2 separate regions of the Homo sapiens genome follow, and region 1 is linked to region 2. A link is a contact called in ENCODE Hi-C data. All regions are on one chromosome and are shown on one strand. The core of a region is the stretch at or near the end of the contact, and the rest is flanking DNA. Distances in the headings are between cores, read along the strand shown. Region 1 holds the start of SECISBP2 (SECIS binding protein 2). Region 2 holds the start of CTSL (cathepsin L).

Evidence for each region. Hi-C counts contacts between places; a loop is a spot of excess contacts on that map. Pooled maps may share reads with other maps.
Region 1: a map of ascending aorta shows a loop between it and region 2 (6-fold over the local background). The contact joins the promoter of SECISBP2 here to the promoter of CTSL in region 2. A Hi-C loop is called at or near these places in 2 of 168 maps with a recorded cell type or tissue (IMR-90 and ascending aorta) and 12 of 50 pooled maps.

Annotation. Positions count from the first base shown.
Region 1 is chr9:89,316,142-89,322,117 of GRCh38, reverse strand. SECISBP2 (SECIS binding protein 2) reads right to left here and starts at 3,618. Exons shown (of 17, transcript NM_024077.5): 1 at 3,506-3,618; 2 at 2,321-2,466. The coding sequence starts at 3,541. It overlaps CKS2 (CDC28 protein kinase regulatory subunit 2), which reads right to left. Exons shown (of 3, transcript NM_001827.3): 3 at 5,415-5,745. The coding sequence ends at 5,693. RefSeq lists a silencer at 3,259-3,578 and an enhancer at 3,749-3,968.
Region 2 is chr9:87,724,828-87,730,531 of GRCh38, reverse strand. CTSL (cathepsin L) reads right to left here and starts at 4,413. Exons shown (of 8, transcript NM_001912.5): 1 at 4,134-4,413; 2 at 2,803-2,938; 3 at 2,383-2,505; 4 at 2,136-2,282; 5 at 1,723-1,947; 6 at 797-959; 7 at 34-151. The coding sequence starts at 2,928. RefSeq lists promoters at 3,096-3,516, 3,096-4,135, 4,340-4,550, 4,389-4,570, 2,928-4,570 and 7 more, cis regulatory regions at 3,517-3,750, 3,751-3,896, 4,472-4,473, 4,496-4,499, 4,510-4,513 and 10 more and an enhancer at 4,101-4,622.

The DNA.
Region 1 (5,976 bases), core at 2,369-4,868, 1.6 Mb before region 2:
AATAAATGAGCATCTTTGAGTGCACTGTGAAAGGTACTGGAGGAGGACAAATTCTGTAAAAGGTTACTATACCTTCTTTAAGGAAAGATGAGGGAAGGGGACATACAAAGTTGACTTAGGATGCTATGTAGTTGAACAAGTAAGAAGGAGGAAATAGTTGTTTCAGAAACTTCTATTCCTTTTGTCACAGCAGCAAGAGATCTCCATTTACATGTAATCTGACTATGGCAATGCAATTTTTAATCTATATTAGAACTGCTCAGATAATCAATTCTCAACCATGTGAAGTCTCATTATTTCATCCCCACTTTAAAGGATCTTTTCCTTTCTAACTCTTCCTCTTCAACTTAATGCCTTCCTTATCCTTGTTTTCTTGCCAGGCGTGAATACTTTTCCTTGGTCATAAACCAAAGCTAAAAAAGAAGAGTTAAGAAAACTATTTTTTTTTTTTTGAGAGAGAGTCTTGTTCTGTTGCCCAGGCTGAAGTGCAGTGGCGCAGTCTTGGCTCACTGCAACCTCCATCTCCTGGGTTCAAGCAATTCTCTACCTCAGCCTCCCGAGTAACTGGGATTACAGGCACCTGCCACCACACCCGGCTAATTTTTGTATTTCTGTAGTAGAGATGGGGTTTCACCATGTTGGTCAGGCTCGTCTTGAACTCCTGACCTCGTGATCCACCCGCCTTGGCCTCCCAAAGTGCTGGGATTACAGGCATGAGCCACCACACCCGGCCAAGAAAACTAATTTTTAAATTCAGCACTGCCCATTCTTGAGTCTCTGATTAGTCTCCACTCATGTTACTGCCAAAATGTTCCTTTAGCCATGTGAATGTTTTCCACCACTATTTTGAGTAACTAAATACCACCTAGCAGATGGCTTTGAGCTCTTGTCACTGAGATATATTTTTGTATTTTGTTATGTGAGACACTCAAGGTAGGGAACAACTCAAGTGAGACCCATGCCAAACTCCCCTTTACAGTGGATGAAATACAGTGGAAAAATAGGGTATTCCTACCAAAGACCAAATTCCAGCATATAAAGGTAGTGTTTCAACTTTCGTCAAAAAAATACAACTTTCAGTATTTCCTAAACACAAAAGACAACTCAATCATTTTCTTATTCATTACAATTCTCATTCTTGCAAATATAATTCTAGAATTTATATACAGTACAAACTATTTTCAATTACATCATGCAGGCACAAATAAAAGGAAACAAGTTAGAATCATATCAAAGAAGAAAAAAGCATTAGGATTCTTAGATTAGAACTACACCTGATGCAAATCTTAAAAACAGATCTACAAATAAATCTACACAATTATGTGAAAGATTAATACTTTTTTTGTCTAAATTCAGCTGCAAGAGGAAGCCATTTTGTAAACCTAGAGAATGAATCCTGAGAAGGAAAAAGAAAATGTAAGGAAAAATGTAAGCCTTCTTTCAACTCAAATTTAGAAGAACTTAAGCCTGAAATGTGTAAAATTCATCTCCATATTAACAGATATAAAGTAAAAAGGTGGAAAGCAAAAGTCAACAATTTCCAAAAAATTATCCACACAGAGGCAGCTATGGTTGCTAGTCCCCTCCCCTTCGCTCAACAAGATTTTAAAATGTTAACCTTAAAAAGGAGGAGTACGTTTATTTGGTCCTTTCTTTGCCCTTCCCTCCACATTTCATCTCCCATTAGATATATGATATATTTTTAAACCATATGAACAAATGAACCTTGAAACGGGATTTTTTTTTTTTTTTTTTTTTTTTTGAGACAGAGTCTCACTCTGTCAGCCAGGCTTGAGTGTAGTGGTGCTATCTTGGCCCACTGCAACCTCTGCCTCCCAGGTTCAAAGGATTCTGCTGCCCCAGTCTCCCGAATACCTGGGATTACAGGTGTCCGCCACCATACCTGATTAATTTTTGTATTTTTGTGGAGACGGAGTTTCACCATGTTGGTCACACTGGTCTTGAACTCCTGACCTCAGGTGATCCACCCACCTCGGCCTCCCAAAGTGCTGGGATTACAGGCGTGAGCCACAGCGCCTGGCCTGAAACTGCATTTCTTATTAACAAATGCAATGCAGTCTCTACTATTTCTTTGCCGAAAATAACAATGAGTATGAAGAAAAAAAAGGGGAGTTAAAGCTTCTGTTTTTGGCACAGGATACAGTTAAGTTGTGCTACTGGCTCAGACTCTTCTTGGTTGAAGAGCATTCTCTCATCATCTGCAGAACTTTAGTGCAGTAACTGCTGAGTATTTGAAAGTCTAATCACCATTAAATCCAAAATGTAAGCCCCTAGGTAAGACTTTTAGAAAGATACATACTCTGTCACTGGTGGTTCCTGAACAAACGGATAGTATGTGGCTGCAGAGCTGGGGAAGACACATGCTTCTGAGGACTCTAACCATGCCACATTGAGCCCGGCAAATCTGGGGACAAATGGTTTGACATCTGCTGATAACTTGATGCCCTGAGGAAAAATATGAGGTTTTGGCCACAAACATTCAGAGATCAAGCAAATATAAACAAACAAAAAGACCCAAGAGGTGTTCCTAATAGCCCCAGAAATGTTCCCGATGTTGTTTAAAAACTTCTGCCTCGTAAAGACAAGAACCTGCTTGCTAACGATTTCTCCCCAATGCTTTTTTTTTTGTAGAAAAGGCAGTAGTTCAAACATTAAAAGTGAAAAATGACAACGAATTCAAGTGGAAATAAAACAACACAGATTATATAGTTTAGATCTTGGAATAAGGGTGTTTTTACCACAGATTCACTTAGAAATAATAGAACTGCACACAGTACAACTACTGCAGTCAAATACACGTGGACTGTTTAACTACAGCACCCAAAACACACTGCAGACGTTTATTTCCATTACATTTTCTTGAAAAAGTTGCACAAAAGCATATGCATTTTACTCATGAACCACTAAGTCTTGCTTTATTGAAATACCAAACCTTGCTTTGCTAGAAAATATTATCACCACGAGCCTTTGAAATTTCAATTCACTAAGATTTCTTTCTTTAGTTTTTAGTGACGTAGTAAGAGATTTACTTTCACCGAGAATTTTATGGGTCTAAAAATGATGCAAGCGATCGCCAGGGCTCCATCTAGTGGTAATGCTGAGTACGTAGAGCGGAGAATGACGTTCAGAAAAACGCAGGATCCTTTAAAACAATCTATCCGTTCCCAAGAGCGCGGGAAGCTCGCCAGAGTCCCCCCGCCCCGACTGCGGGGAGCGCCGGGCTGGGCCGCAGTCACTGCGCTGGGTGACATCGCACCACAGACGCGGCGCTAACTGTGGGCGGGGTCTGTAGCCGCTGACCGCCACCCCAAGGCGGACCCGAGGCGGGGCGCGAAGATCGCGGCCACCCGGTAGGGCGCTCCCGTGCCGTCACCAGCATCCGACCCACGCCCGCTGGACCAGCCCCGTCACCGCCCGGCCGAGCCCCCAGTGCGAGGCAGGCGGACGGACTGAGGCTGCCGAGAGAGCCCCCGTCGGCCCTTACCTCGCTTTCGGGCTCCCGCGGCCCCTCCGACGCCATGCCGCGAGGCGCGGAGGAGGCCGCGTCACGGAGGCCAGCAGCGGGCCGTCGGCTTGCCGGACAGACAAAGCGTTTCCGCCCCCGCAGGCGACGCCAGGAAGTGCGTCACAGCAAAGCGACAGAGCCCGCCCTTTCTTCCGGCCGGAAGTACGCGGCGGCGGCACTGGACCTGCGCGGGCAGCACGTGGAGGCAGTGGGGCGCTTGCGGAAAATGGGGACCCCCAGGAGTCCTCTGGGCTGGGGACCCACCGTAGCTTGCGGGAGTCTTGGATCTGCCTTTTAGTGCTGGGATATCGGAGATAGTCTCCACCAAGGCAGTAGCGACTATAAACAAGAGTTAGGCCGTGATTTACTTTTCTCCCCTGGGCCTCACGAGTCTAGCGTTAGGACGGGATGGGGTAGTCTGGAAAGGCCTCTCGCTGAGGTGACCTTTGAGCAGTCACCTGAAGAGAAAGATTTACTAATAAGGAAACTGAGGAGGCCGAGATTACTCTCACCCCCGCCACTGCATTTCCCTAAAATTTCCCCAAGATTGGTGACTTACAGGAATTGCATACCCTGTAGGTCCTACAAACCTGGAAAGCCTACAAGACTCTTGATGGTATCCTAAATTTCCAGAAACCTTAAGTTTGGAAGTAGCCACAGAAAATAATTTAAAAATCGCTCGGTTTCTTTCAAAAATTAAAAAAAGTGCTAAGATATGGTCAAGAGATGGAATAGTATAATTTTCACGAGAAAAAAAAAGTTCTACACAGAGCAAATTCGTTAAATATTGAGAGAAATGTATAAAGTGCGGCAGGGATAGGAGGTTGACCAAAAGTACAGGGAAGAATGCAGAGTGGATTTCAATAGATGGAGGAGGAACTTTCCTCTCACTCAAAGGCTTGGAGGAAAGTGCAAGTGGATTTAAGGAACAGAAAATGTCAGCAAAACAGGCTATTTGAGGAATGGGGATTAGGTTGAGGCAAATTGTAGGTTTCCTCTGTCCCTTGCACAGACGTTAACTCTACCATTGAATACGAAGTATTTCAAGCAAGTAAGGCAGGTGCAGCTCCAGTTTTTTCAGATTTCTGTCCTGGTGGGTCTCAGTTCACTACACAGCCTCTAGCAGAAGTGATCCTTAGGGTCTGGTCTGGCAGGAATTTATGCTGGAAGTTTAGGGGTAGCTGTCGCCTTCCTTTCAGCACTATTGGGTCTACCCGGAAGTGTAATGAAGTTTACTTGATTTTGTCATGTTTCTGTTGGTTACCCTGGACACAACCTATGGTAGTGGCAGTAGATTTTAGGATGCTGCTAATCACAACCTTCAAAATTTATTGCCCTCATGTGTAAAGACACCCTTTCTTAACCAATGGACCTGATGTATGCTGGCTGCTCATTTAAGATGTTTCTATAGCATAGCAATTAATTAGAATAACTCCAAAACACTTTCCTAGCAGCTAAAAAGGCAAAGGTGTTTTACAGTGTTTTTGAACTTTTAAAAATGTGGTGATACTTTATAGGAAACATTATCCCTACTTTGGAAATGTAGAAGAGGATAAAAAAGAGGTTTCTCCCAAGACCACCAGTGGCCAGTGAAGTAGCCCAGATAGTATTAATTTGGGCTTTCCTGTTCTAGACAATTCTCCAGGAATTCAAGAGGTAAAATCTACTTTGGCTTTAGTTTAAACATATCCCTGGTAATTAATTTCTTCATTAAGTGAATTAAATGGTATCCAGATCATACCGCACTATTTTAAACTCATTTAACATCATCTTTAAGGTAAGTTAACTTCCTCAGAGCTAAAACTATAACACTGAAATCAATTTCAATAGTCACAAATTTCAATAGTCACAAATTAAGAAAATATACCTCAAAAACTTGAAACAGTGATAAATGCAACATACAAACTTTATTGAACAAAAGTAAACTGTTTCAGTAAACTCAAACAGGCACTTAAGAGAAAAACTGACTGGAAGAACTTTTATCTTAAACATCTTACAGTAACCTACTTGCAGTTGCATTTAACTGAGCTCTGTTGCTGTGAAGAATACAGCTCATGCACAGGTATGGATGAAAGATTTGTACATTTCTCAAGTATTCACTGAATACTACCTTATATACACATATACATTAAATTTGAAAAAGATTTGACGATCCCCAGATAAACTTCATTTTTGTTGATCTTTTGGAAGAGGTCGTCTAAAGAGAAGAATATGTGGTTCTGTGGAAAGAAAATGTTTTGAATCATTTTAATATGATTTTCATATACTCAACAGAAATTCAAAAGTATTCTCAACTAAGCCAGAATAAAATAAACTAAGTCCACTATTAATTGGTTTGAGGTATCCAAAATGATTTTTTTTTCACAGTTACTGTCTACAGTAAATAGATTAAAAGTAAAAAGATTACCTCTTTATAGGGAAAAACACCTCCTTCAAATCACCTACAGGAT
Region 2 (5,704 bases), core at 3,164-5,663:
ATTTCAAATGTAAGTATTTCTGGCAATTTATACCTGTTCTTCACCAGCCAATATTTATTGTTATCTGATTCTGTGCTTTCAAATCCGTAGCCAACCACCAGCACACCATGATCCATGTCTTCACTGCTACAGTCTGGCTCAAAATAAATGCCTGGGATGGTAAAATGAGGGCTGGGGTGAGAAGCTCCAGAGGACACATGACAGTAACCCATCCTGTCACCCACAGGGAATGAGGCATCTCTGAATTCAGTGAAGTGACACACATTCCAGATAGTACTTAACAACAATAAGAAGGCCAGGGATTTAAGCTCTCATTTACAACTAGCAGAAATAGAAATCAGCATAAATCCTTCATTAAAAAAAAGCTTTCCTAGAGGAAAAAAAGACCCCTCTTTGTAAGCTTGTAATTCTACTCTAGGATATCAATCTAAAAAAATAGCACAGAACACTAAAATCCTTGAATCAAAAGGCTCTTTTCGGATTTAATAATAGAAGTAAAAATCTTTGGAAAAATTATAAAAATCCAACAATTGCAGAATATTTTAAGTATATTAAACTACACAGTAAATATAGCTATTTATAAAAAGTTATGAAGTACTTATATTCATGGAGATATACGCAACATAATGTCAAATGGAAACATCAGGTATAAATATTGCATGTACAGAATGAACAACTATGATGCTAAGCACCTAAATATCTACACTGAACTTTACTTGCAAACCAGAGTCTATCATGCTCGTATGTCATGATACTCTTTTTCTGCATCAATTTCTACAAAGAAAAATATGCTTACCTTCTTTATAGAACAGGAAGGACTCATGACCTGCATCAATAGCAACAGAAATGGGCCCCACAGTTGCAACTGCCTTCATCAGGGCCTTCTCCTGCTTAGGGATGTCCACAAAGCCGGTGTCATTAGCAACAGAATACTTGGGATTGTACTTACAGGATTCTTCCTTTCAAAGGTAAAGGGAAAAAAAAGACTTGATTACTGCTGTCCTCCTCCTGGAGAACATGAGTTAGAACCACAACACTCAGCAGTGTGCAGCTTAGTATTTCCAAGTCACCACTGTTATAAATCATCCCAGGAAGTGAAATGCTATTAGTTAATCTGAAACTGAAAATTGACTCCAGTCTCTTCAATGAGACCTCTGGGTTTACTTCCATAAGACATTTTTCACAATAGAGAAATGTGTATATTTAGAATGGCTTGTATATTCTTCACGTTACATAGAAGCAAGAACAGCTATATGTTACCCATCTAATCACAGGATTGTGCAAAGGCTAATAATTTATAATGACAGTACTGACAATTTGCAGATATATATTCTGCCATCTAATATGTGAACTTTTTTTTTTTTTTGGAGACAGGGTCTCATTCTGTCACTCAGACTGGAGAGTGCATTTGCACAACCACCTCCCACACTCAAGCAATCGCCCTACCTCAGCATAGCTGGGACCACAGACGCACACCACCACAGCCGGCTAATTTTCGTTGTATTTTTGATAGAGTCAAGGTTTCACCTTGTTGCCCAGGCTGGTCTCAAACTCCTGAGCTTAAGCCATCTGCCTGGCTCAGCCTCCTAAAGGGCTGGGATTACAGGCGTGAGCCACCCCACCCAGCCCTAATATATGAATTCCGAAAAAGGTATCTGTTATCTCTTAAAGTGTCCACCTTCCAAAAGCTGAGCTGGAATGATGACAAGGAGCTCCACTTACTGTTGCCTCATATGGATAGGATTCCTCAGAGTCCAGGCCTCCATTATCCTGAACATACTGGAAAGCATAATCCATTAGGCCACCATTGCAGCCTTCATTGCCTTGAGGCCCAGAGCAGTCTACCAGATTCTGCTCACTCAGTGAGATAAGCCTCCCAGTTTTCCGGAACATCTGTCCTTCAAGAGCACCAGTAGCACTAAAAGCCCAACAAGAACCACACTGACCCTGAAAAGGGAATTAAAAAAAGCTGTCATCCACAAAAAAAAAATAATAAGACTTTGACAACAGCTCACACATCTGAATACTGTTAAAAAGTGAACTGTACATCACTTTAAAGTCTACCAAAACAAAGATGTCAATCACTTCTTGGCTTTCCTGGGAAGATGGGAGGTCTGAACCTGACACTGTCTCACCTGATTCTTCACAGGAGTCACGTAGCCTTTCTCTCTCCAATCCACAGATCTGGGGGCCTCATAAAACAGAGGTTCCTGGAACACTTTCCCCTTCCTGGGCTTACGGTTTTGAAAGCCATTCATCACCTGCCTGAATTCTTCACTGGTCTTCAAGGAAAAGGAAATAAAATGTTGAAAAGCAAGAGATTACCTTAGTAAAGAACCGAAGAGAGGAAGCACAGAGCTCGGCAGTCCACAGCACACTTACCATGTCTCCAAAGGCGTTCATGGCCATTGTGAAGCTGTGTTTCCCTTCCCTGTATTCCTGATTGTGCAGTTCAATCATCTTCATGTTCTTCTCCCACACTGCTCTCCTCCATCCTTCTTCATTCTAGAGGCAAACATGTAACTGATGCTCTTTACTTCTACCTAAAACCCAACTCATCCTCACCAAGTGAATCTGCAGACAGAGATGGAAGAGAAACCATGGCAAGGGAAGGCTTGACACCTCTGGGGATGCTGTTCTCCAAACTGAGACACAACAAGGATGAATGTCCACATTGTGCTCATAATCCACGCCATTAGGTTATTACATTAGGCTATTGGTAAAAGCTGGCCTCTAGAAGCTACTCTCTGACTAAAACTTCTCAACAGCCAGGACTATTCTTTCTGGGGAAGTTTCACTAACCATGCCGTATAATCTGTTGTGCATCGCCTTCCACTTGGTCCACTGTGCCTCTAAACTGTGATCAAATGTTAGAGTAGCTGAGGCAATTCCCAGGCAAAAGGCAGCAAGGATGAGTGTAGGATTCATGTTTTAAAACCTAGGAAGGGAACAAAAATGAGGATCTGATTAGACCAATCCTAAAAAGCCATCTTACTGCCCCCTGAAAAATTAGGGCCACCATGGTAGAATAAAAATATTTAAATTATTCTCCCAAGCATTTACCCAAGGACTGTGGAAGAGGCCAAGGATGTGCCTGGAGAAAAACAGGGCACGTGGAGGTACTGGATGGACTCACCAAAATGAAAAGCAGCCTGTCCAGAGCTGTAGGAGCTGAAACAGTTTATGCGATGACAATTTAGGTTATGAGAACGGTATGAAACTACCTTGTGTGTGAGAAGCTTAAGGCAACAACTAGGAAACCGGGAAACGGTTGATCCAGGTTTTGTACCAATCGCAAAAAATCCAGGTTTCGTGCCCAGGCAAAACCTCACTAATGATAAGGTGGGATTCCCAAGTAGGGACAAAGAGATCCCCAAGAGTTAGGAGGCCTTCACACATCTTCCTGACTAACAAACACCAAAAGCTGAGATAAGTTTTCCAATCTCTCCTATTTATTTATTTATTTATTTATTTATTTATTTATTTATTTTTTGAGATGGAGTCTTGCTCTGTGGCCCAGGCTGGAGTTCAACGGCGCGATATCGGCTCACAGCAACCTCTGCCTCCCGGGTTCAAGCCATTCTTCCTCAGCCTCTTGAATAGCTGGAACTACAGGCGTGCGCCGCCTCGCCCGTCTAATTTTGTATTTTCAGTAGAGACGGGGTTTCACCATGTTGGCCAGGCTGGTCTCGAACTACTGACCTCAGGTGATCCGCCCACCTCAGCCTCCCAAAGTGCTGGGATTACAGGAGTGAGCCACCGCGCCGCCCCAACCTCTCCTTAAATGAAACCTTTCTGAAATGCTTTCCCAGGAAAAACTGGGAAGGAGAGCACGCACTGCTCCCTCCTTCATTCACTTGGGCCTGTGCTGCCGACACCCCAAACTGCTCCCCTAAATCAGGGACGGGGTCATATGGCCGCACGCGGGAAGCCAGCGCCCTGCAGCCAGCTTCCAGGGCTCCAGGCGTGGCAGGGCCGGGGACATGACGCCTGCGCCACACACTGGCTGTAGCGGTCAGAGGATGTTTGCGGTGACGCCAGCAGGAGTACCGCTGTCTGGCGTGCGGGGACTGAGCTTCCCTGTCTGGCCGGGCCAGGCCCTGAGTCGGCGCGGCGCGGCCTGGCTGCGGTACCTGTGTCCACCCGGCTCGGAGGCTGGCCTGCCCGCTCAACCAGTCACGCGCCTCCGCGGGGTCCTCAACTGCCCTCCCCGGCTTCCCCACCTCAAGGCCAGCAGAGTTCGGGGTAGACGCTCTCGTTGCCAGGGCTGGTGCACACCTACTCGACCGCGTCCTCTCTTCCAGTCCCTGTCCGGCCACAGCTGGGCCTGGCCGGCGGCGCTTTCCTGCTGCGGTCGTAGCTGCGCAGGCGCACTCCACGGATGCCGCTCAAGGTTGCGGAGGTCGCGGTTCTGGCCCAGCTTCGCCTGACTCTGCTTCTAAAACCTCGGGTCTGGGTTCGGCCGGCACCGCCCCGCCGCCTGGCTGCGCTGCGATTGGCTGTGCCGGCAGCTGGGCGGGGACTCTGGGTGCTCTGATCCCTGGCGCGGTTCGTGGCTTGTTTACTGACTGTCCCAGAGCTGGGCGTGCCTGCCTCAGTGGACCTGGAGGAAGCAGAGCTGGTGCCCCGGGGCGGCGCAGAGTAGGGTCGGGCGTCTCCCTGGAGCGCTCGAGTCAACTAAGTACACGACTTACTGCACTGGGCGAGTGGCTCCTGAAAAGACGTTTACCGCAAGCCCTGTGTGGACTGTTTCAGCCTAACCTTGCTATTCCTTAGTCCTGGAATTTTTGGTCCGCAGAGCCGAGAGTCAAGTGTACTCTAGTCCAGTGGCTCCTGTTTAGTCCACAGCAAACGTGGGGCCGGGTGGACGAACGCAGAGCCCGCGGGCAGAAGCCTTATCTCCCACTTAAGGGTGGGTGCAGCTGGGCTTTAGAAGAATCTGGTAAGGAAAGGCATCCCCAAAACACGAGATGCTATCGTCAAGACCAGACCCTAGGAGGGAGGAGACTGGCTGCGTCTCCAGAGAGCGCGGGCGTTTTGTCAAGCATCCTTTCCAGACTCCTCCATTCAGGGATTCTTCCTTCTCCCACGTCTTACCCAAAACCAACAGAAATGAGTTATTTACAGAAACATTTGGTTGACAGGAGAAAAGCAGTTGAGAACATTAGAAGCTGCTTTTATTCGCCCACTCTCTAGGCTATGGATTATATCTTCCTTGGTAACCAAGTCGTTCTCTTGAGATTTAAGAAATTTAATGACATTTAATGTCAGGATTTAAGATACAGAGAATGGAGAAATGTTGTAGATAGAGGAAAAATATGTATCTTAATCTGTATAATGTAGATATTAATTTATGTAATTAAGGATTTAAGGAACAAAACCCACAAACATTCTAAACTTTTGTCATTTCATTTTTTATTACATAAAAACATTCATTGTAGAAAATACCTTTCGGGGAAAAAAATAATTACCTCTGCCTTTACCCCATAACCTTTTCGTATGCATATTTTGACTTTGTTAAAAATGAACAAAGTCCATTGATTTCTATTGAAGATTAAACTGATAACTCTTTTAGAAGCACAATCACCTATAGTTTTTTAAGTGGTAAAATATACCTCACATAGCAAGTACCATTTTAACCAACTTTGAGTTCAGTAGCATTAAGTACCTTCACATTGTGTAACCATTACTACTGTTTATTCCC